2 separate regions of the Mus musculus genome follow, and region 1 is linked to region 2. The links are chromatin loops, found by intact Hi-C in ENCODE. Cell type or tissue: gastrocnemius. All regions are shown on one strand. Links, peaks and the distances in the headings refer to the core of each region. The heading gives the core; the rest is flanking DNA. Region 1 holds the start of Naxe (NAD(P)HX epimerase). Region 2 overlaps Isg20l2 (interferon stimulated exonuclease gene 20-like 2).

The links. Peaks named below come from ENCODE experiments on the same cell type or tissue, not always from the same donor. Only the 100,000 strongest peaks of a DNase experiment are listed, where the experiment ranks them.
Region 1: it touches region 2 in a loop (1.9-fold over the local background); 3 of 42 quality-filtered maps call a loop at or near these places.

The regions. Positions count from the first base shown.
Region 1 is chr3:88,054,269-88,065,136 of GRCm38, reverse strand. It overlaps Gpatch4 (G patch domain containing 4), which reads right to left. Exons shown (of 8, transcript NM_001110809.2): 6 at 10,677-10,768; 7 at 10,384-10,434; 8 at 9,143-10,179. The coding sequence ends at 9,408. Naxe (NAD(P)HX epimerase) reads left to right here and starts at 6,642. Exons shown (of 6, transcript NM_144897.3): 1 at 6,642-6,810; 2 at 6,899-7,007; 3 at 7,106-7,216; 4 at 7,300-7,413; 5 at 8,004-8,151; 6 at 8,361-8,614. The coding sequence starts at 6,647. The coding sequence ends at 8,563. In gastrocnemius, for the core only: no CTCF peak of the experiment used is centred there; a DNase peak (open chromatin) is centred at 6,615; H3K4me3 peaks cover 1,899 bases; H3K27ac peaks cover 1,405 bases.
Region 2 is chr3:87,939,235-87,950,102 of GRCm38, reverse strand. Isg20l2 (interferon stimulated exonuclease gene 20-like 2) reads right to left here. Exons shown (of 4, transcript NM_177663.4): 4 at 9,417-10,865. The coding sequence ends at 10,752. Crabp2 (cellular retinoic acid binding protein II) reads right to left here and starts at 1,410. Exons shown (of 4, transcript NM_007759.2): 1 at 1,193-1,410. The coding sequence starts at 1,262. In gastrocnemius, for the core only: no CTCF peak of the experiment used is centred there; DNase peaks (open chromatin) are centred at 5,046 and 6,488; H3K4me3 peaks cover 1,136 bases; H3K27ac peaks cover 1,115 bases.

The sequences.
Region 1 (10,868 bases), core at 1,628-9,627, 110 kb before region 2:
AGTTTAGGTCAGGTAAGAATACCTGGGGAGAGATTGGAAGGAAGGAGAAGGAAAAAGAAAAGAAAAAAGATCAATTAGCGGAGGTCTCTAGGAGAAGGAGCCTATACTCATCACTAGATGAGCTCAAGGAGCCAGTTCTTAATAGTTCTGAATCAGATGAAAAGGCTATTAGGGCCTGGAAGGCGCTCTCCCAAGCAGGTGAAGCCACTGGACAACTAACAAAGATCGTCCAGAGACCTCAGGAGTCATTCTCAGATTTTGTGGCCAGAATGACAGAGGCAGCAGAGCGTATTTTTGCAGATTCAGAGCAAGCCGCACCTCTGGTAGAATAGCTTATTTATGAGCAAGCCATGCAGGAATGCAGAGCGGCCATAGCCCCAAGAAAGAGCAAAGGTTTACAAGACTGGCTTAGGGTTTGTCGGGAGCTTGGGGGACCTCTCATTGTGCGTTACTTCCATTCAGTATGAGAATTTTACTAGGGCAGCTAATTTGTCAAAAAGTCTTTCTCAGTATATGTTACAGAATTGGACGGCTGAATTTGATCAGACCCTTCGGGAATTGAGACTTGCCATCATTCAGGTCAACTCCACGCGCTTGGACCTGTCCCTGACCAAAGGATTACCCAATTGGATCTCCTCAGCATTTTCCTTCTTTAAAGAATGGGTGGGATTATTTGGAGATACACTTTGCTGTGGATTAGTGTTGCTTCTTTGGTTGGTCTGTAAGCTTAAGGCCCAAACTAGGAGAGACAAGGTGGTTATTGCCCAGGCACTTGCAGCTCTAGAACATGGTGCTTCCCCTGATATATCTATGCTTAAGCAATAGGTCGCTGGCCACTCAGCTCTTGCACCCCACAGGCTAGTCTCATTGCACGGGATAGAGTGAGTGCGCTTCAGCAGCCTGAGAGAGTTGCACGGCTAAGCACTGCAGTAGAAGGGCTCTGCGGCACATATGAGCCTATTCTAGGGAGACATGTCATCTTTCAAGAAGGTTGAGTGTCCAAGTGTCCTTCTCCCCAGGAAAAACGACACGGGAGCAGGTCAGGGTTGCTCTGGGTAAAAGCCTGTGAGCCTAAGAGCTAATCCTGTACATGGCTCCTTTACCTGCACACTGGGGATTTGACCTCTATCTCCACTCTCATTAATATGGGTGGCCTATTGCTCTTATTAAAAGAAAAGGGGGAGATTTTGGGAGCCGCTCTCACATTTGCCATTATAAGATGGCGCTGACAGCTGTGTTCTAAGTGGTAAACATAATCTGCACATGTGCAGGGGCAGTTTTCCCGCCATGTGTTCTGCCTTTCTCGTGATGACAACTGGGCCGATGGGCTGCAGCCAATCAGGGAGTAACAAGTCCTAGGCGGAGGATAATTCTCCTTAAAGGGGACGGGGTTTTGCCATTCTTTTTCTTGCTCTCTTGCTCTTGCTTTCTTGTTCTTGTTCTTTTTCTCTTTCTTGCTCTTGTTCTTCTTCTTGCTCTCTTGCTCTCTTGCTCCTAAAGATGTAAGCAATAAAGTTTTGCCGCAGAAGATTTTGGTTTGCTGCGTCTTTCCTGGCCGGTCGCAAGAACGCGTGTAAGAGTGGATCTCCATGTTAGTTCCCATCTACTATAAGGTACTATAAGGGGAAACTTCTCTGATGATGACTGAGAAAGACACTAATCTATAGCTATAGCAGAATGTCATTAAGGTAGTCATTTGTTCTTTTTGGTTTTTTTGTTTTGTTTTTGTTTTTTGTTTTGTTTGTTTGTTTGTTTGTTTGTTTTTTGGGTTTTTCGAGACAGGGTTTCTCTGTGTAGCCCTGGCTGTCCTGGAACTCACTCTGGAGACCAGGCTGGCCTCGAACTCAGAAATCCGCCTGCCTCTGCCTCCCAAGTACTGGGATTAAAGGCGTGCGCCACCACGTCCAGCAAGTGCTGTGTTTCTTAAACAGTATGATAGTATTTGGTTTTCCCCTAGGACCATGGCCTTATATAGTCTCAGGTTCTTGGGCACCTGAGCTGTGTCGGGCATGGGTTCTATATTATGTATTAGGCCTTAAATCCAATCAGATGGTGGTTGGTTACTCACAATATGCTGTACCACTATTGCTCCGTGCAGCCAGGCCAGCACTGTAGATAGCAGGTTTTGTAGCTGGTTTGGTGGTTACCTTTCTCCGGTAGTATGCAGTAAGTTCCAGTACCATGAATGCTAGTCAGTAGGGATGAAGGCTCTAGGTAGGCACCTAGCACCTAGCTCGGTTTCTCTATGTTAGATGAGATAGGTAAATATTTTGTTCAGTAATAGATCCTTAACAACAGCTTGTAGAGAATAACCAATAGCTTTGGCAACAGTCCAAGCTGTTTAGGGGTTTCTGTGGGGCCCCTTTGGCCAACAAGTCAGTTAAATGTAACCCATTTCTAGTGCTGAAGATTTCAGTTAGTGGCAAAGATGTCTGGTTGGGCCTTTGTGTCCGCTGTTACTTAGTGACTCCGTTTTGACTTCTTTCATATATGTATACATTTCAATAAGTTTCTAGTGTAGTAGGATTCTATAAGACCCCTCAAATGGCCCCTAGTGTTAGTCGTCCTTCCTATATTCTCTCCCTTAACCCCGTCTTCTTTTTCCTGTTTAATCTTGTTTCTGTCTCTCCCTAGTCTCTCTAAATATATATTCTATTTCCCCTTCCTTGGGAGATCCTTTCAACATGATCCTCCTCTCCTGCCTAGTTCCTTGCTCTATACATAACCTCTGTGGTTATGCTGATATGCCTATTGAAAGCTGAAAAGCTAACAACCACCTATAAGAGAATACATACCATATTTGTCTTTTGGGGGTCTGGGTTACCTTCCTCAGCATTATTTTTTTTTCTAGCTCTGTATGTCCATTTGCTTGCAAACTTCACATCTTTTTTTAAGATTTATTTTTATTTATATGAGTACACTGTAGCTGTCTTCAGTCACACACTGGAAGAGGGCATCAGATCACATTACAGATGGTTGTGAGCCACCATGTGGTTGCTGGGAATTGAACTCAAGACCTCTGGAAGAGCAGTCAGTGCTCTTAACCACTGAGCCATCTCTCCAGCTCCAAACTTCACATTTTTAACAGCTGAATAATATTCCATTGTGTTAATGAACATATTTTCATTATCCATTTATTTGTTGATGGAAATCTAGGCTGTTTTCCAATTTCTGGCTAGTACGAGTAGACCAGCAATGAACATGGATGAGCAAGCGTCTCTGTAGGAGGATGTAGAGCCCTTTGGGTATATACTTGAGAGAGGTAAAGCTAGCTGATTTCTATATTTCTATTAGTGCCACACTAGTTTCTATAGTCACAAGTTTCCTTGGTTTCTTCCTTTTTTATTTTTTAGAGACAGGGTTTCTCAGTGTCCTGGCTGTCCTGGAACTAACTCTGTAGACTGCCTCTGTCTCCTTCACGTGTTGGGATTAATGCCTGGACGATGATGATGGTGATGATGATGATGATGATGATGATGATGACGATGATGATATGATTGAATGTGAGTGTATCTGTGTGTTGTCATTGCATATGTGTGAAAGTGCCCAAAGGCCAGAGGTGTCAGATCTCCTGGAGCCACAAGCAGTTGTGAGCCACCTGACATGAGGTCTGGGAAGGAGCTTGGCTCCTCTGCAGGAGCAGTAAGTGCTTTTAACTGCTGACACATCTCTGCAGCCCTGACTCTGATGCTAACATGGGGTTTCCGCCTCATAGCTGCAGGGGCTGGGGAAGTAGCTCATGATAAAGAGCTTGACGAGCGTACACAAGGCCATCAAGGGAAGAAGGAAAGGGCTGCTCCACCTATAGCACCAGGCCAACTTGAAACAAGCTAGAGTTATCTGAAAGGAGGGGACCTCAACAGAAAATGCCTCCATAAGATCCAGCCGCAGGGCATTTCCTTAGTTAGCATTGGGTGGTGTACCTAGCCCACTGTGGGTGGTGCCATGCTTGGCTGGTAGTCTTGGGGTCTATAAGAAAGCAGGCTGTTCAAGCCATGATGAGCAAGCCAGCACACCTCCATGGCCTCTGCCTTATTTGAGTTCCTCTTCTGATTTTCTCGAGGATGTACTGTGATGTGGAAGTGTGAGTTAAATGAGCCCTTTCCTCCTCACCTTACTTTGTGGTCATGAATCATCACAGCAATAGTAACTCTTTAACTAAGACAAGCATCGTGCCTTCAATCCAGCCCAGTAATAAGAAAGAAGTGGAGGAGATCTTTTAAAAGTACACTATGAAGCCAGGCATAGTGGTGCATTCCTTTAATCTCACCACTTGGTAGGCAGATAGAGGCAGATCTCTGTGAGTTCAAGGCCAGCCTGGTATACATAGTGAGTTCCAGGACAGCCGGAGCTCATGGTAGGACCCTGCCTCAAAAACAAATAAAAAAATCACACAAAATAGCACACCCCTCCAAAATAGTACTCTATAGGAGTGGCTCTATATCTCTATTTGTCTGTCTGTCTATATCCATATCATTTCTGTTCATTAGTGGTGAACATTTAATTAAATGGCCACTCTTACTGGCTGGAGGGAGACGGAAGAATGCTGGGTTTTGTTGTGCCACTCCACAAAGATATGAATATCAGGATCTGCTAGGGAAGGAGAATGGGTTTAGAGGAGCAAATGATGGTGTCTGCCACACAAGAATGTTGCTATTGCCGGGCGTGGTGGCAAACGCCTTTAATCCCAGCACTCGGGAGGCAGAGGCAGGTGAATTTCTGAGTTCGAGGCCAGCCTGGTCTACAGAGTGAGTTCCAGGACAGCCAGGGCTATACAGAGAAACCCTGTCTCGAAAAACCCAAAAAAAAAAAAAAAAAAAAAAAAGGAATGTTGCTATTGCGTCAGGCCCCTAGCCAACCTCCTTAATCTGATTGAATATTCTTATCTATGATAGGCTAAAAATACACTAGGGGTTTGGCAGAATTAAGAAAACCTGAAAGGTTGCATGCTGGCAATAAAGGGGAGGCAGCGATTGTAGAAACAGCTCTCATTGGTTGTCTCCTGAGTTCTGTGGATGGGATATTTTCTGTATTGTTCTATAGTCACAGCCCATCAGAATGAAATCAACAGGATAAGTTGCAGAAGGCTGTAAGGTCAGCCTGCTGAGATCCCAGCTCCACCACCAGCCATCATTATCACTGGGCAGGTGGGCAGGTCTTCCTTTTTTTCTTTTTTAATTAATCTTTGAAACGGGAATACTAAGGTTGCTATGAAGTGAGGTGGTTCATGTTAGCACCTGGTATGTGTAAGTGCTTAACATATTATCTATGCCAAATAAACATATTTCACATTGTGTTTTAGAAATGAATCTTCAGGGCTGGAGAGATGGCTCAGTGTGGTTAAGAGCACTGGCTGCTCTTCCAGAGGACCTGAGTTCAAATCCCAGCAACCACATGGTGGCTCACAACCACCCGTAACGAGATCTGACACCTTCTGGCGTGTCCTGAAGACAGCTACAGTGTACTCACATATAATAAATAAAGCTTTCCACCGGAACAAGAGGGCCAAGAGCAAGCAGGGGGTCCTGAGTTCAATTCCCAGCAACCACATGGCTCACAACCTATACATAAACAAACAAACAAACAAACACTAAACTTAAATAAAGCCAGCTACAGTGGCTCAGACCCAGAATCTCAGAGGATCAGGGATTTAAAGCCATTTTTGCAACGTAAGACATAAGATCCAAGGCAGCCTAGGCCACATGAGACTGCTTGTACTGCTTGTAGTTCTGGGGACCTGACACCTCTGGTTCCCGAGGGCACCTGTGTGACCGCACATACCCATACTCTGAAACAACTGAAAACAAAATCAGCTGACCAAAAATAAACTAACTAAATATTTTCCAGCAAATCTGTAAGGAGCCTTGAGTAACTCACATGCTAGTGAAATCAGAAAAATAAAGCTGGTGAGGTCCTGCGTAAGACCACAGAACCTTGGACTTGAAGTACAATTACCGGAGTAATCTAAAGTTCCTGCCACTATCACAGCCTTAAAAATTCTATTTTCTACATTACATAAGTAAAACAGACAGGGCAGAGGTCCACAAAACCACTTGAAGAGCAAGGGCACTGACAACCTGTGATTGATCCTCGGATCTTACTCTTTGGATGGAGAGATCGGATGCACAGAAATTGTCCTCTGACCTCTATATGTGCAGCAAGGCACGTGCATGCCTCTTCCCTCCAACCCTTGCATTTTTAAATGTTAAAAACAAACAAGTCGGCATGGTGGTGCACGCCGTTAATCCCAGCACTTGGGAGGCAGAGGCAGGCGGATTTCTGAGTTCGAGGCCAGCCTGGTCTACAAAGTGAGTTCCAGGACAGCCAGGGCTACAGAGAAACCCTGTAAAAAGCAGGGGCAGCGAGAGGTCAAAGATACTAATTTTTAAAAAACTGCGTGCAATCACACCTTTCAGCAAGGAGGCAACAGAACTGCTTCAAGATGGTGGCCAGCCAGGACTGCAGAGGGAGCGAAGCACATCTGTTTGGAACTCTGCGACGCCGGGGAAAGGTGAGAACGCAGGGCGGAACGAAGGTGGGCGGAACGCCTGATAGTCTGGGACTAGGAACGGACGGTTAGATGCAGAGGCTCTGGGGCGGGGCGGGCCCTGCGCATGCGCCGTGCGAGCGGCGCTCTGCTAGTCGAATGTCCGGGCTGCGGACGCTGCTGGGGCTGGGGCTGCTGGTTGCGGGCTCGCGCCTGCCACGGGTCATCAGCCAGCAGAGTGTGTGTCGTGCAAGGCCCATCTGGTGGGGAACACAGCGCCGGGGCTCGGAGACCATGGCGGGCGCTGCGGTGAAGTACTTAAGGTACGGCCGCCCTCTCCCGCGGGGGCGGGGCAGGGCAGGCCGCGGCCCCAGCACCCCAGGGGCGGACTCAGGCCAGGACTTCCCTCAGTCAGGAGGAGGCTCAGGCCGTGGACCAAGAGCTTTTTAACGAGTATCAGTTCAGCGTGGATCAACTCATGGAGCTGGCCGGGTTGAGCTGTGCCACGGCTATTGCCAAGGTAAGCGGCACAGCGAGAAACCTCAGTGAGGTGCAGGTGGGGAGGTCCCCGGCGGTGGCGCACACAGCGGTGACTGCCCTCTGCACTTCTGCCTTCAGGCTTATCCCCCCACGTCTATGTCCAAGAGTCCCCCGACTGTCTTGGTCATCTGTGGCCCCGGAAATAACGGAGGGGATGGGCTGGTCTGTGCGCGACACCTCAAACTTTTTGTAAGTATGTGAACGGAGTTTTTTGTGGCAAGGTATGAAGACTCGGGATCGGAGATTGAATGGCTACTTTCCTTTTCAACTAGGGTTACCAGCCAACTATCTATTACCCCAAAAGACCTAACAAGCCCCTCTTCACTGGGCTAGTGACTCAGTGTCAGAAAATGGACATTCCTTTCCTTGGTGAAATGCCCCCAGAGGTAGGTGGGTTGATGCCTGTTTCTACAGTAAGTACTGCCCCTGTCCTGCCCTTCCCATTTTCAGATCAAGCTGGCCTGCCTAGTGTCTGTCTGCCCTAAAAGTGTTCTCTGAAAAAAAGTGGTGTAGAAGCCCCTCCAGACTGTGTGCTCCACGACTTTCCAGGCACTCCTATTCTGCAGCCAAACAACTCCCACAACATGCATCTAACAATAATCTGGCCCTCAGGGCCTCATCCTGAACCTTTTCTGTAGATGCATGGATTAAAGGGTGGGAAGTCAGAAATTAAAACAAAACAAAAACCAGAAAGCCCCAGCTTATTCTATGGATGAAGACACTGATATGCAGAACAGAACTAGTCTCTTCTGGCTTCCAGTGTCAGGAAGCCTGAGACTGGCAGTCACCCCTTCTCACCAGTGACAGGCAGGTAGGTACTCAGGCCTGGATTCAGACTGTCCTGAATGAGCAACTCCTCTTTACTGTGCCTTAGGAACCAGTTATATACATGCTTCTGTGGTCAGTGGGTGCAGGGACAGGCCTCCCTAGGTGACAGCAGCTCCTGACATCCTTTCCCCTTCCCTCACGCTCCCAGCCCATGATGGTGGACGAGCTGTATGAGCTGGTGGTGGACGCCATCTTCGGCTTCAGTTTCAAGGGTGACGTTCGGGAGCCATTCCACAGCATCCTGAGTGTCTTGAGTGGACTCACTGTGCCCATTGCTAGCATCGACATTCCCTCAGGTGCTGAGACTCAGGTGGCTGGGAGACTCGTGCTCAAACCTGGCTAAGGCTGGTACCCAGGGGACTGTCCCACATTAGGGCTGGGGAGCAAAGTTCATGCTGCCTGGCCCTGTGGAAAACCAGAGCCCGATAGTACATGGGACTGAGGGCTTTCCCTCTTCCTTAGGACCAGGCCACCTGTATGTCCTTATACTACTTTCTCTCTTCAGGATGGGATGTAGAGAAGGGAAACCCTAGCGGAATCCAACCAGACTTACTCATCTCACTGACGGCACCCAAGAAGTCTGCAACTCACTTTACTGGCCGATATCATTACCTTGGGGGTCGCTTTGTACCACCTGCTCTAGAGAAGAAGTACCAGCTGAACCTGCCATCTTACCCTGACACAGAGTGTGTCTACCGTCTACAGTAAGGGAGGTGGGTAGGCAGGATTCTCAATAAAGACTTGGTACTTTCTGTCTTGAAATTGGAGTCTTCTGGCCTTAATAATTATCAGTGGGTTGTGCTGTCTCTGGGGAAACAGACCAGCATTTGTAAGCAATGGGAAATAGGTGTTTCACCCAGGAATGATTCTTACTTATTTGTAATAGACAGGGAGGTAGATGATGCCTCTAAACTAATTCAGTGTATCATTGTAGCAAGACCCCCAGAGGGTAACAGGATTCCTTCAAGTCTCCAAATGCCATCTACTTTGTGTTCAGACCTTCTCATGCTGGGAATGCTGACATCAACTGGGAAGGACCTAGAAGCTTGGGGTCCAAGCTCTCATTTCATCATGATCAGAACAGTCTGGGAGGGTAACCCAACCCATACATATAAATGTATGTTTTTCTTAACCTTCATGGTATTTAAAATGAAAACATTTTGTAGGGTATGATAGTGTATGCTTCTGATCTGAGCACTCTTGAGGCAAAGATGCCTGGATTTCTGTGAGTTCTAGGAAAGCCAGAGCTGTATTAGAGAAACCCTGTCTCAAAAACAAAACAAAGACATTTCATGTAAGTCTACATTTTCAGACTTTTAAAAGAGACACTCCAAATATTCCTCCATCCTGATTCCTCTTCCCACCATCCTTTAGCTGGTGAGCTGCCAGGCACCAGGTTTATACTTTTTGGACAGCAAGTTTCACAGGGGACCATGTCCACCCCCTCAGCCAGTATAGAATGCATTGGCTCTCCTCTGCAGACTGGGGCTCCAGAGCTGCTTGCAGAGTGTGCAGAAACCCTGCCCTAAACCAGGCTATCCCTGAAAAGGAGTCAGCTGAGATCCACTTCAGACCCTCGGTCCCTCTTCCGCTTCTTCTTTTTGGCTCTCTCCTTTGGGTATTGCCGACTTCTCTCACCTGCATCCTCTGCTACCCATGTCCCACCATCATCTTTACTGCTTACATCTAAGTCCTCCTCACAGCACTGCTGTCTTTTCCTTTTGTCTTTTCTTCTGACCTTTCTCTCTCCTTTTGTTAGGTCATCCTTCCCTTCTTCCTCTTGGGTATCTAAGTCCTCCCCACACGTCCCTCGCTTCTTGCTGCTTCTCCTGGGGTCTTTGTCTCCTCCACTGTTGACTGCCTTTGGCCGGCTTGTCACATCTCTACCTCCTTCATCACAGACTCCCATCTCCCCGTCTTCTTCATGGCGCTGCTTCCTCCTTTTCTTCTTTTTCCTGGAAGGCTGATCAGATTGCTCTGTGCTCAGTTCTCTGGGCCCACTCTCTCCTGCAGCCTCTTCCTCCTCACTTCCTATAGCCGTTCCCTGTCTCTCGGCTTTCTGCCTCTTCTTCTTCTTCCTGCTGTCCCTGAAGCTCCTGTCCGTGTGTCCCAGCAGCTCGTCACCTAGACTCTTTTCAGTTGTTGCAGCCTCTTCCCCCTCTTTCTGCTTCCTCTTCTTTTTCTTTTTTTGGGAAGGCTCACTGTCAGTCAGTGGTTGAGAGGTGCCCAGAGCCTTTGAGCCTTTGAGCTGAGCCAGAAAGGCCTGCTCTTGGGCCTCCAGGCGAGCAAGCTTGGCCTTCATGGTGATACCAATCCGGGCAGCCCTAAGACAGAGATATGATGGGTCTAAGTCAGCAAGGGTATTACAAAGAAAGTTGGGAACAGAGGGAGGGGGCAGCCAAGCTTCAAACATGAACTTGTGAACAACAGCAAGTATTCCCTTGGAATGAAAATAATTGGGAGGTGGCACAGGCTGTCCTTAAGCATGGGCAGAAAAGATGGGAAACCCAGAAGTGACCACAACTTACTTGTGTGCTGTTCGCCCCTCGCAAGCCTTGAGTAGCATCTCATCAGTCAGACTGTAAGGGCAGATGACAAGTCACAAACTTTTTTCTTTCTTTCTCTAAAAAATTTTTATCTTCACTATTGTTCAAAACCTGGCACTTTTTGAAGTGCTAAGATAATACAAGAATTAGTACAATCTAATTAATTCCACAAACATGCACCTACTCCTCTGATAAGAAAGCATTAGGCTTAGGTTCATTCTCTTAAAACCCCAAAGCATCTCCCACATGCTCTCAGTACCAAAATAAAGTCTCACATCTTTGGGGGCGTGGGCTCATGGTTGTCAACATCACTGCAGTTCCCCAAGTCTCTGTCAGGCTTCTCCTCACCCGAGGTTAGTGTGGCTGTCTAGAAGAAAAGGATCATGGAGACGGATAAAGCCAACTTAATACCATTGCCAACTCTCCTCCATTTCTGAAACTCCTAGGGAGTCACTGCCCAAGGCATG
Region 2 (10,868 bases), core at 1,496-9,495:
GGGGCCAGAATTTAGAGCGAATGAGGGAGGAGACAGCAATAGATTTTTCTGAAAATTTCTATTCTCTGATCTTTAATTTCGCAAGGGCGGAGCAAGAAAACTGGGTATGACTCTAAGGATCATTGCGGTTAGCTGACACAAAGAGAATGAACAGCGAGGAAAGATGAGAACAGAGGCCCTACTGCCCTCGCAACATTCTTTTTAGCTCCAGACTCACTCTTATACAGTCCCTAGCTCCTCAAGGGTATCCCCTGCTCCCCACCACAGGGCTCCTCTCCAGTGCAGAAATGGAAGGCATGCTGACCCTTAGGCTCTGGGGTAGTTTCCACTCCCTGGGGCGGTTAACTGCATCTCTCCGCAGATGTCTCTCCTTTCCTATACCTTCTAGCTCAGTCGCATCCTAGAGGGTAGTAGAAGGTGGGTAGGGAAAGTCTGGGTGGTTCCTGTGTTCCCACCCTTGGCTAACAGCCCAGTTGCGCAGGGTGCAGCTGGTCTGTGGCGAGGAGGGAGGCAATCCTAGACTTTCGGAAATGGGGATTGGTGTTTCACACGAGGACATTTGTTGAAATCTAAGAAAGTGGTAATTGTCCAGAGCGATTTTAGGGCTTGGGAGCCGGTTGCTGTAGGAAAATATGTCTCACAGGTGGGGGTGGGGTGGGGTGGGGTGGGGTGGGGAGACTGGAGTGGGAAGTGCAAGGTGTGGGGGAGGGTCGGGGAGCTGAAGTGGTGGACCACCTGGTGGGCGGAGCCAAGTGTTGAGGATAATGGACCTGTCGCCTGGATTGGGTTACTGTTAGGGTACGCGGAAAGATCTTGGAATGTCTCCTAGGGGCTCCCTGCCTGGATTCTGGATTCTTAAAGCTCAGAGCCAGGTGCCCTGGTCAGCAGGTCCAGGCGCCGAGGCTAGCCAACCCCTCCTGAGACTAACCTCGTGCTTCTGGTTTCTACTTGCTTCACAGGCTCTGAGTCACCGTTGAAGCTGGCACTGGTGGGCGCCCAGCCTCAGAAAGTAGGATTTAAGAGTCTTGGGCCTGGTGCCCCAGGACCCAGGGTATCCGGCACGCCCCTTTCCTAGGATGCAGGCTCCCAGGTACATTCCCTGATTCGGCCCCCTTCCGTTTATTCGGCCTCTGCTCTAAAGACCCCAGCGCCCTTCTTGTCCTCCCTTCCCAACTCACGAAAACCTCCTTACCCAGAGCTTTTAGCATTTCCTCAAAGTTTTCCGATCGGATGATCTTCCAGTTGCCAGAAAAGTTAGGCATAGTGGCAGCAAGGTGGCTTTCTCTTTAGATCTTCAACTAGAACACTGGACGCTGAGTCCTTTAGGCTAAAGATACTTTGCTGTCTCCTTTGCAGAACAGATCCTTCCACCTGGGGACCAAGCCGCGTGGAGGACAATTGCACAGCCGCTGGGCGCCAGAGCTCTAGGCTTTTATACCCAGCTGGTGCATGAGGCGGCCCCGCCCCCGCCCCGCCTTCCACACCACCTGGGGGCCCTGCTCTGTGACCACTTCACCCCCATCCTTTCCGGAATCCCTCCTGTTTCTAGAAATGTGGGTGGGTCCAGGGTTCTCCAAGAGCCAAGATACCCTTCTCCCGCATCAGTAGGCGGACCGAGAAGCGTCAGAAGGCAAGAACGGGGTTTGTGCCTCTGGCAAGAACAGGGCACGGCTCTCGCCTGGGTCACGGATGCTCTCTCGGCCTGCAGGGCGAACACAGGTCCCGTTTCACCAGTTCCCTAGTAGTTCTCTACCAGATTTGGTGCTCTGGACAGCTCAGCTCCAGGCATCCGGAGACCCCACTAGCGCAAGAATTGTCCCCCCCCCCCCCCCCCGGCAACCGGCAGTCGAAATGGACTCAATGAAACAGCTCGGAATTCAAGCGTTCTTTTGGGTGACAGGGAGGTGCTGCTCTGTCCTCCACCCCTTGACTCAGCTCTGGGTTCAAGTAGTGCCTGGGGACGCCTGAAGTGAGCACAAGGCAACTCATTCATTCCTCTCCAAGCCCTGGACGGACAATGAAGGGTTAAGCAGGAGCCCCCGGCTCGAGGCTAGAAGGGCAGAGGTCACAGCCAATCACTTGACACGACTCTTTTATTAAGGCGCTTTCTCGGTGGCTACGCTTCCCTGGGCCCCCTGGGCCACAAGGAGGGGGAGAAAGACGCCAAGCGCCCCCCACCACCCCCCACCCCCACCCCGCGGCTTGCCGCGTTGCCTCCGGGGTTGGGGGAAGGCTGACTGTGTGGGGAGGGGGTGGGTCTGAGACGTCCCTATCTAGAGCTGAAAGTGCGGTGAATCAGCCTCTCCGAGGCTGATTTTTACGTGGGTGAAACCCTAGTGGAAAGACAGCGAGACAGCAGAAAGGACAGGAGCGGCCTCGGAGGCACGCGGGTAACCCAAAGCCAGAAACAACGTTGCTCTGTGCTGGAGCTACAAGTGTTTGCCCTTTCTTTGGCATTCGCCCTCAGTCTCCCGGGGCTATCCCCGTAGTCCCCTCAGGATCTCAAACAAGGTCCCTGCCTGGCCCCTTCTCATCTAGGTGGCCAAGGTTGGAACAGGCAGCCCTGACCTGGTGAACTGGGGACTTGGCAGGCTTTGGTTGGGGAGTGGAACTGAGCTGAGGACAGGGCCTGAAGGATTAACCTCACTCAGAGGCCAGACAGTGTCACTCGAGTCAGGTCTTCATCGAGGCAATCCCGAATAATGGGGTGTGGAAAACTTGAGAGGATGAGGGAGGAAGGCTGCCTCTCAGAAGGGCCTCTGGATCGCCGCTCTCCCCACCCCCCACCCCACCACCAACACTCAGAAGGGAGTGGGACAAGTCGGCCTGAGTCTAGGACTCTAAATTTTAAAGCGGAATGCTTATTTGAGGGGCGGGCGCGTAGGAGGCATAGGCTTCTGGAAGAGGAGGCACGTGGGTCTAGCAGTTTCGCCACTGCAGATGCTTAGCTAGGTGGGGAGAAAGGGGAATCTGAAAGCGCTCTGAGTATAGGTTGCAACCTTCCCCGCTTCAGTGCAGCTTTGCTGTAGGTAGGCACAACGGGATGATTTTCAGTTCTGACAGTGAAATCTGGCCTCTAGACGGAGAAATAAGGAGTGGCCTGTGGAAGGAACAACGCAAAAAACAGGAGCCTGATGCTCCACCCCACCCCCACCCCCGCTGTCCCTACTCCCATACCGGTGGTCATTGTGTCCAATTTCTACTTCTCCAGACAGACTCCTGGAGCCCAGGTAGCATTTTCCTTCTTACAAGAGAAAAGGGCAGGCAAGCCCTCTTCCAGGAGCCTTGAGAACCTTACTGATGGTCATGATGATGGGTGAGGACACAGCCTAGGAAGGAAGCCTGGGATGGCAGTTTAGAGGAACCCAGGCCAGGTAGAGAGTCCCACTAAGACTAGAGCCCTGGAGGAAGTTCCCCCAGGTGGGAGTGGATGCCCTAGGCCCACTCCCTTCCTTTTACCCTCACCACCTCCCTCCTCTAGCAACTGGCTAGGATTTCCAGAGACAGAAGGAAGACAAAGGGAAGTGGGACTGGGCGGGGAATTCTTTCCAGATGTGTTTGTGGTTTGGCAGTTCAGGGCCGGAGCTCCTCGCACCCCAACTTTGCTGAATGAGGGAGGGAGGGAGGGGGCAATATGCTAGGGCTAGGGCTTTTGGCCTCCAGCAGCCCTTTTATTCCAGGGGAATCGCAGACATGAGCAGCTGGGAAGAGACACTGAGGGATGAGGGGCCTAGGAGGCGGGCTAGCACAAGTGGATGGGGTATCCAACTAACAAGGGGGCAGGGGCTAGGGCCTCAGAGCTGTTCAATGGGAGGAGCTGCCACCATTAAGAGCCCCAAGCCCAACTACTGGTTTTAATTTCCCACTGGGATCAATAAGGAAAGGAATTTCCCGGTGCCTCTGGTCTTTCAATTATAACCAAATCTGCTGCAGATCTGCCCCAAGTGACCCCATTCCAGTGATCAGAGCCCTCTTGGGGGCCCCTCTCCCGACAGGAGTTGGAGACACAATAGGGAAGCGGAGGCAAGCAGAAGCAAGCGGAGGATGGAGTGGGGAACAGACCAGCGCAGAGTGAGGGACACTCTGGTGCTTTGTTCCATTGTGTGGCTAGGAGGAAGGTGGTCTCAGGCTTAGAGCGGAGGAAGAGAAATGGGCTGAGATGACAGCAAGGAACAAGTTAAAAGGGCTGCAGTATAGGAGACAATTCTACCCTCTATACCCCTTCCATGAGGCCGTGGAGCATGAGGAACCACCCAGTCAGTCCATCACGGAAGAGGCCAGGGTTGACTGGGGATAGGAAGAGCAGCAAAGTCACAGAATCCCTAGCCTCGCCCCCATCAGGACCACAGAGAGAGACTCTGCCAAGGTCGCTACTGGTGGAGGGGTTTGCTCAATGTGGTATTACTATCTCTATTGGGTCAGTAATTGTTGACCTGGACTTCCAAAGTAAAAGCCAGCCAGTTTGGGCTGGAGGAGGAGGTGGTGGTGGTGTTCTGAGCCAGAAGAAAGGCTGGCTGTCATGTATTAGATTTGTGTCTCCTGAGCCCTTACACCCTCAGGACTCTACTTGCAGAGAGCCTAGATCGACAGCCTACCTTTCACTGGGGTCCTCCATGACAAAGGGACTCTTTCTGGTACCTCTGCCTGTCTCCCTGGCTCAGAGACCCAGCCTTTGTCATTGTAGCAGAATGAAGGGCAGTAGAGCCCCAAAGCTGTAAGACAGGGTCAGGGACCTAGAAAGAAAGCAACCTACCTCCCAGAAACATTTGGATGCAGAGTCAGGAAAGAACAGAGGACCCTGAAAACCCTGATTTCCACCCAAAGGTAGAAGATGCTGTGACCTGCAAGGCCAGCCTGGGGTCTGGCAAGGGGAGGCAAATAGGACCAGGAAGACAGTACAGGAGGCTGGAAAGAAACAATAGGAAAGGCTGGGGCAGAAGGAGGGGCTACCACAGGCCAGAAGAGGGTCTGTACAGCACCCAGGCGGGGCCTCTGTTGTTCTTGGCTCTGCCATGCTTTTCCCAGCTCCAGCTGCCAACGCTCTCCTCAGGGCTGGGCTGGGCTGGGCTGGCTGAGCCAGGAAGACAGGAGGGTGGGGTAGGGATGCACTGGCTGAGGACGTGTCCAGACTTAGTCTCAGTCCCCTGCTGGGAGACTGACCTGCAGTTACACTTGGGCTGGCTCTATGGTCTGGTTTCTAGTACTGTACCCACCTGCCACAAACAGTGTCCTGCATTCAGCCCTAGCAGCCAAGGTAGGAGGGATGGGGCTGTGGCCATGGGCAAGCTCAACAGACAGGACAGATAGGTTTTATGGCACATGGGGAAAAGGGCCTGTTCTGAAAAAGACACATGGCTCTGGACAGCCCAGGCTTCTCCAACTCTGCTGCTTTGTCCAGGGCACTGGGGCTGGAGAACCCGCAATCCAGTCACCTCCCTGGTGCTGCTTTTCCTGCCCTCACAGAGAGTTGGGATCTGAAACGCTCCTCTGGTTTCCCATGCCACTGAGATGCTGAGGTTCAGAAGAGATGGAAGCAAGCAGCCCAGAATCCGGGGTCTTCCCCCAACCCTCACCATCTTGAATCAGCAGATAAGCAGGGTCACAAGGCTGCTTTAGAGGTGGAGAGGGATCCGTGGTTAAGAGCACTTGGGCTGTTTTTCCAGACGACCTGGGTTTGAATCCTAGCTCCCACATGGTGACTCACAACCTTTCATAACTCTAGTTCCAGTGGATCTGATGCCCTTTCCTGGCCTTCCTGGGTACCAGGCATGCATTCAGTATACAATATACATGAGGTCAAGCATATACACATAATAAGGCTATAGATTAAAAAAAAAAAAATCCAAGTATCTGGTGCCTTAGTCAGTCCAAGGCCTTGTTCTCCACCTGACTTTCACTTCTATCTCTAAGAGCAAGGCCAGGGAGTGGATAAAAGAGCAGGGTGGGTGAGGGGAAGAGGTCCCTACATTCACCTAGATCTAACACTATGCTCTGGACAGCATGAACAAAATGGGAGAAAGATGTATGAAGTGACAAGTTCTGATTTTCCTCCCTGTGGGCAACAGTTCTGGAAAAAAAAATAGTTCTGTCAAAGCAAAACTAAACTGTCCCACAACCACCCCAAACCCCGACCTCATCTGGTCTATCAGGGTTCCAGGCTGCCTCACTCCCAGTGGGCACTGGGCTGAGGCCCGTGAACTTGTTAGCCCGAGTACGTATGCTATCCAAGTGATGTCTCCAACTCTCTCCTGCCTGCCACTCCTCTAACTTGAGCCAAGCCATCCAAGTGAGAGCTTTGGAACTTGGGACTTAGCAGGAACATTTCCCCGGGGAATCAAAGAGGCCAGTATTTCCTGGATTTTATAGCTGCCAACCATGCTGTCATTCAGTCTTGGTCTCACACCTCTCAAGTCCTGGTAGCACCGGTTCCCCCGTGATCTGGGTTGTCAGTGGTGGGTCTTTCTACTACACTGGTAGCTGGCCCAGAGCCAAAGATGTTCAAGGACCAGGACTCACAAGAACACCTTTCTACCTACTCTGCCAGCCAGCCCAGTATGGGGCAGCCAGGCTGGATTCTCTAGGCGTGGGCTCCAGTTCCCTCCCAGCAGCCTCGGCATGGCACTCCTGCCTTCTTCCTCTTTGAATTATAATCTGGGGCCTCTTATAGATTCTTTTTTGTTTTTTTTTTTTCGAGACAGGGTTTCTCTGTTTAGCCCTGGCTGTCCTGGAACTCACTTTGTAGACCAGGCTGGCCTCGAACTCAGAAATCCACCTGCCTCTGCTTCCTAGGTGCTGGGATTAAAGGTGTGCGCCACCAATAGACTCTTTACAAATAAGTAACCAACTGTGCAGGCTAATTCTATGTCAACTTGACACAGACTAGTATTATCTGAGAAGAATCTCAAGTGAGAAAACGGCTCTGTATGATTGGGCTGTAGGCAGGCCCAGCCCATTGTGATTATGCCATCCCTAGGCTGGTGGTCCTGGGTTCCATAAGAAAGAAGGCAGAAAGCCGGGCATGGTGGCACATACCTTTAATCCCAGCACTCAGGAGGCAGAAGCAGGTGGATTTCTGAGTTCAAGGCCAGCCTGGTCTACAAAGTGAGTTCCAGGACAGCCAGGGCTATACAGAAAAACCAAAAAAAAAAAAAAAAAAAAAAAAAGAAAGAAGGCAGAGCAAGCCAGTAAACAGCATCTCTCCAGTCTCTATATTAGCTTCTGCCTCCAGGTTCCTGCTGTTTGAGTTCCCAGCCTAATTCCCTTCAGGGATGGACAGTAAGTGTGAAGCATAAACCAAATGAACCCTTTTCTTCCCCCAATTTGCTCTTGGCTGTGGTTTCATCATAGCAGTAGTAACCCAAACTAAGACACTTAACTGAGCAGGATTCCATAGGGTGTAATCATAGGGCACGGCCTTTGGGGAACTAGCTGCTCTGGCAGAGATTATTGTGCAGCTTGCTACTCAGAAATGTTGGGCTAGGATCCCAGGCCCTGGACTGAGAAACCTCTTACTCAGGCTAACATTATGCATGCACAAGTCTTCTGATCTATGTCTACCCTAGAGTCTCACTCTGGAGCACTGAAGGTATGTGGGGCCCATTCAATTTGTGTATGTGTGCCTACGTGTTCATAGTGCACACATATGTGCCTGTGCACACATGTGGAGGCCAGAGGTTGATGGTGGGTGTTTTGTTAGAGACAAGGTCTCTCTTCATTGCTTTGGCTGCCCTGGAACTCACTCTGTAGACCAAGCTGGCCTTCAACTCACCGAGACTCCATAGTGAGACCACTTCAAAACCCCAAACCTTATGATCTTCCTATCTCTACCTCACGAGAGCCAAGATTACAGATATGAGCCTCCAAAACCCAGCCTTGCAATGTTGACTAAAAACCTTAGTTCTAGGCTCAGGTCTCTTTCCATCTGCTAAACTTGTCTCAACTACCCAGCTGGCTATCCAGTTGCTCAGGAAGCCAGAAACTACCCACCTTACCTTTCTCAAACCCTTTGTTGGTGAATCCTCCCCTGGGCTTTGTTGAAGTATTCAACACATCTATCCCTCTCTTGTCCCAACCTCCTGATCCTGCTAATGTCACCTACTCTGATACTCACATTCTCCTCCCACTCCACAGATGGCTCACCTCTTGGCCATTCCCCAATGCAGATTCCCTACAGCAGACAGCATTGTCTTTCAAAAATACACACCTGCTCATCTTATTAACCAGCATTAAATCTTGGCTCTAGACAGCAAATGTGTGGCTCAGTGAGGTTTCTTAGCTTTTCTTCTTCAGGGCCAAAGATTTCCATTTCCAGTATCTAACACACCACCCAGTACAGAACAGACGCTGGGTGTAGTGCCCATATTCTGCCAGATACTACTCAGATGCTAACAGCAAGGCAGGGACTTCAGGCCTACTCACCAAACCTGAGTGCCAATGCAACCTCTACATCCTTGGCCTGGGAGAGACACCTTGCCTTTCGGTTAACCTCAATCTCCTCAACTGTTAAGTTAGAATACTGCCTTGAGGGGATGGAGAAATGGCCCGGTGGTTAAGAGCACTGGCTGCTTTTGCAAGAGACCTGGGTTTGATTCCCTGTACCCATGTGAGATCTTACAACTGTCTGTAAACCCAGTTCCAGGGGATCTGATACACCCCAATGGCCTCCATGGGCACCAGGCACACAAGTAGTGCAGTTATACATAGAGGCAAAAAAAATCCCAACCAGCTTTGAGTGACACAGTGCAGCTCAAGGGCTCAGTATAGGGCAGGGCACAGTGAAGCTCTCACGGAGATGGCAGTCTTACCACAGCCACCCTCACCCCCATAATCAATTACCACCCATATAAACCAAGGGTAGAACTCAGGATCTGGTATTAAAACTCCAAGAAGTAAATGATAAAATGAAATCGTGAAGGGACAGGGACACGGCTCCACAGAGTAGGGACAACCATGCTGCAGACCCGTGACTCACCTTCAGGAAACAACGGTGTGTACCACTAAGGAAGAGCTGGCAGGCTGCGTCACCAAGCTCCCTTCCTCCCTTATGTACATGGACTCACTCCACCACATTACCCTGCGCGGCTTAGGGTGTCACTTCAAGTGTGACAGGAAAGCTAAGGCCCTATGTGTGACAAAGGCTTACCAGAGCTTCAAATCATCCAGCAAACAAGGGCTCCAGTGACCCATCCAGAGAGCCTAGAAATCCCCACAGGACTACACAGCCTTCCACACGAAGAGATCTTATTTAATACAAAGCCATAAAGAATCCACTACGTGAGCTGGAGAGGTGGCTCCTCCTAGAGGATCTCCGCCTCCCCGCCAGCACCCACTTCCCAGACTCACAACGGCCTGAAGCTTTAGTTCTGCAGGATCTGACCCCTCTCCTGGACCCTGAAAGCACACACATACACATAAGTAAAATAAAAATAGATCTTTATATGTAAAAAAAAACAAAAAACAAACCCACCAGTTTTCTATTATAAAAATCCATAAAAAGAATCGTATGAACTAAGAGGCTGCATTTGCAAGGTGAAAGGCTGAAAAGGCTGAAAGACGATTAAAACTATACAAATTCTTTTTAAACTAAGTGGAACCTAAATTAAGTAAACACTGTTAGTCAGTGCTATGTAACGTGGCTATAAAATTCAGCAAGCAACCACAAAATTCTTTCCTTCTCTGTTTCTACTTCTCTGACCCAGAGCTTTTTCTATGCACTCAGATTGGTCTTAAACTTTTGATCTCCCTGCCTTGGCCTCCAGAGTCCTGAGATTACAGACCATTATGCTGAGCTCCAATCAGGACTTGTCTGAAAGTGAAAAGATACTGCTATTTACTTTAGAACAAAAAATCCCATAAAATTAAAAGAACCATGCTGGGCGTGGTGGCGCAACACCTTTGATCCCAGCACTCGGGAGGCAGAGGCAGGGGGATTTCTGAGTTTGAGGCCAGCGTGGTCTACAGAGTGAGTTCCAGGACAGCCAGGGCCATACAGAGAAACCCTGTCTCGAAAAACCAAAAAAAATAAAAAAAATAAAAGAACTAGGCACAGTGGTGAACACACACCTGTAGTCCCAGCTACTCTCGGGCCTGAGGAAGAAGTCATCTGAGCCCAAGTGTTTGAGGCCAGCCCTGGCAACTCAATTCCTTTACCCTACTCCCCACCAAAAGGAGACATATCTATGACATGTGTCCCATAGAGAAGGTAGTGTGGGACACTGTTTTCCCTGGTGTGCCTTGCTTCCTCAAAGTCAAGGCTGACTGGCACAAGCACCCTGTGACATGTGGTTAGCACTCTAAAGAAGTAAACAGTTATGGTTCATGACTTTGTATTCCATTCCTTCTACCCTCCCCCACCCCACTGCTGGAGACTGTACCTAGTGGTTTATGCATGCTAGGTAAGTGTTCTAGCGCTGGGCTTTACCCCTGGCCCTCTTTTTATGTTAGGACAGGGTCTCACTGACCTAGAATTAATTCTGTAGTCCAGGCAGACTTTACATCTATAACCTGTTTCAGCCTCCCAAGTATCTGGGATTACAGGTCTGAGCCACCTGCCTGACCTAGAGGTGGGTTTAACATGAAAGCTCTCCTCTTCCATGAGACACTTAACCACACAGTGACCAAAATAGCTGAGATGAAATTTCAATGGGTATTAAGCCTCTGGCCAAGCCCCTCTCCCCAGTGATTCTAGCTTCTGCAGGTGAGAAGCTGGAAGAACTGTGGGTTGGTCTACTGCATGTGTCTCCCTGGGATTGCTAATTTTCTGGAGGATTCTGGGCCAGGTGCTGTTCCCATTCAACTTCAACCAACTTGTACAGCTCCATTGTGGCCTGGGCATCTTCCACCGAGGAATGTCCAGTATTTCCAACCTA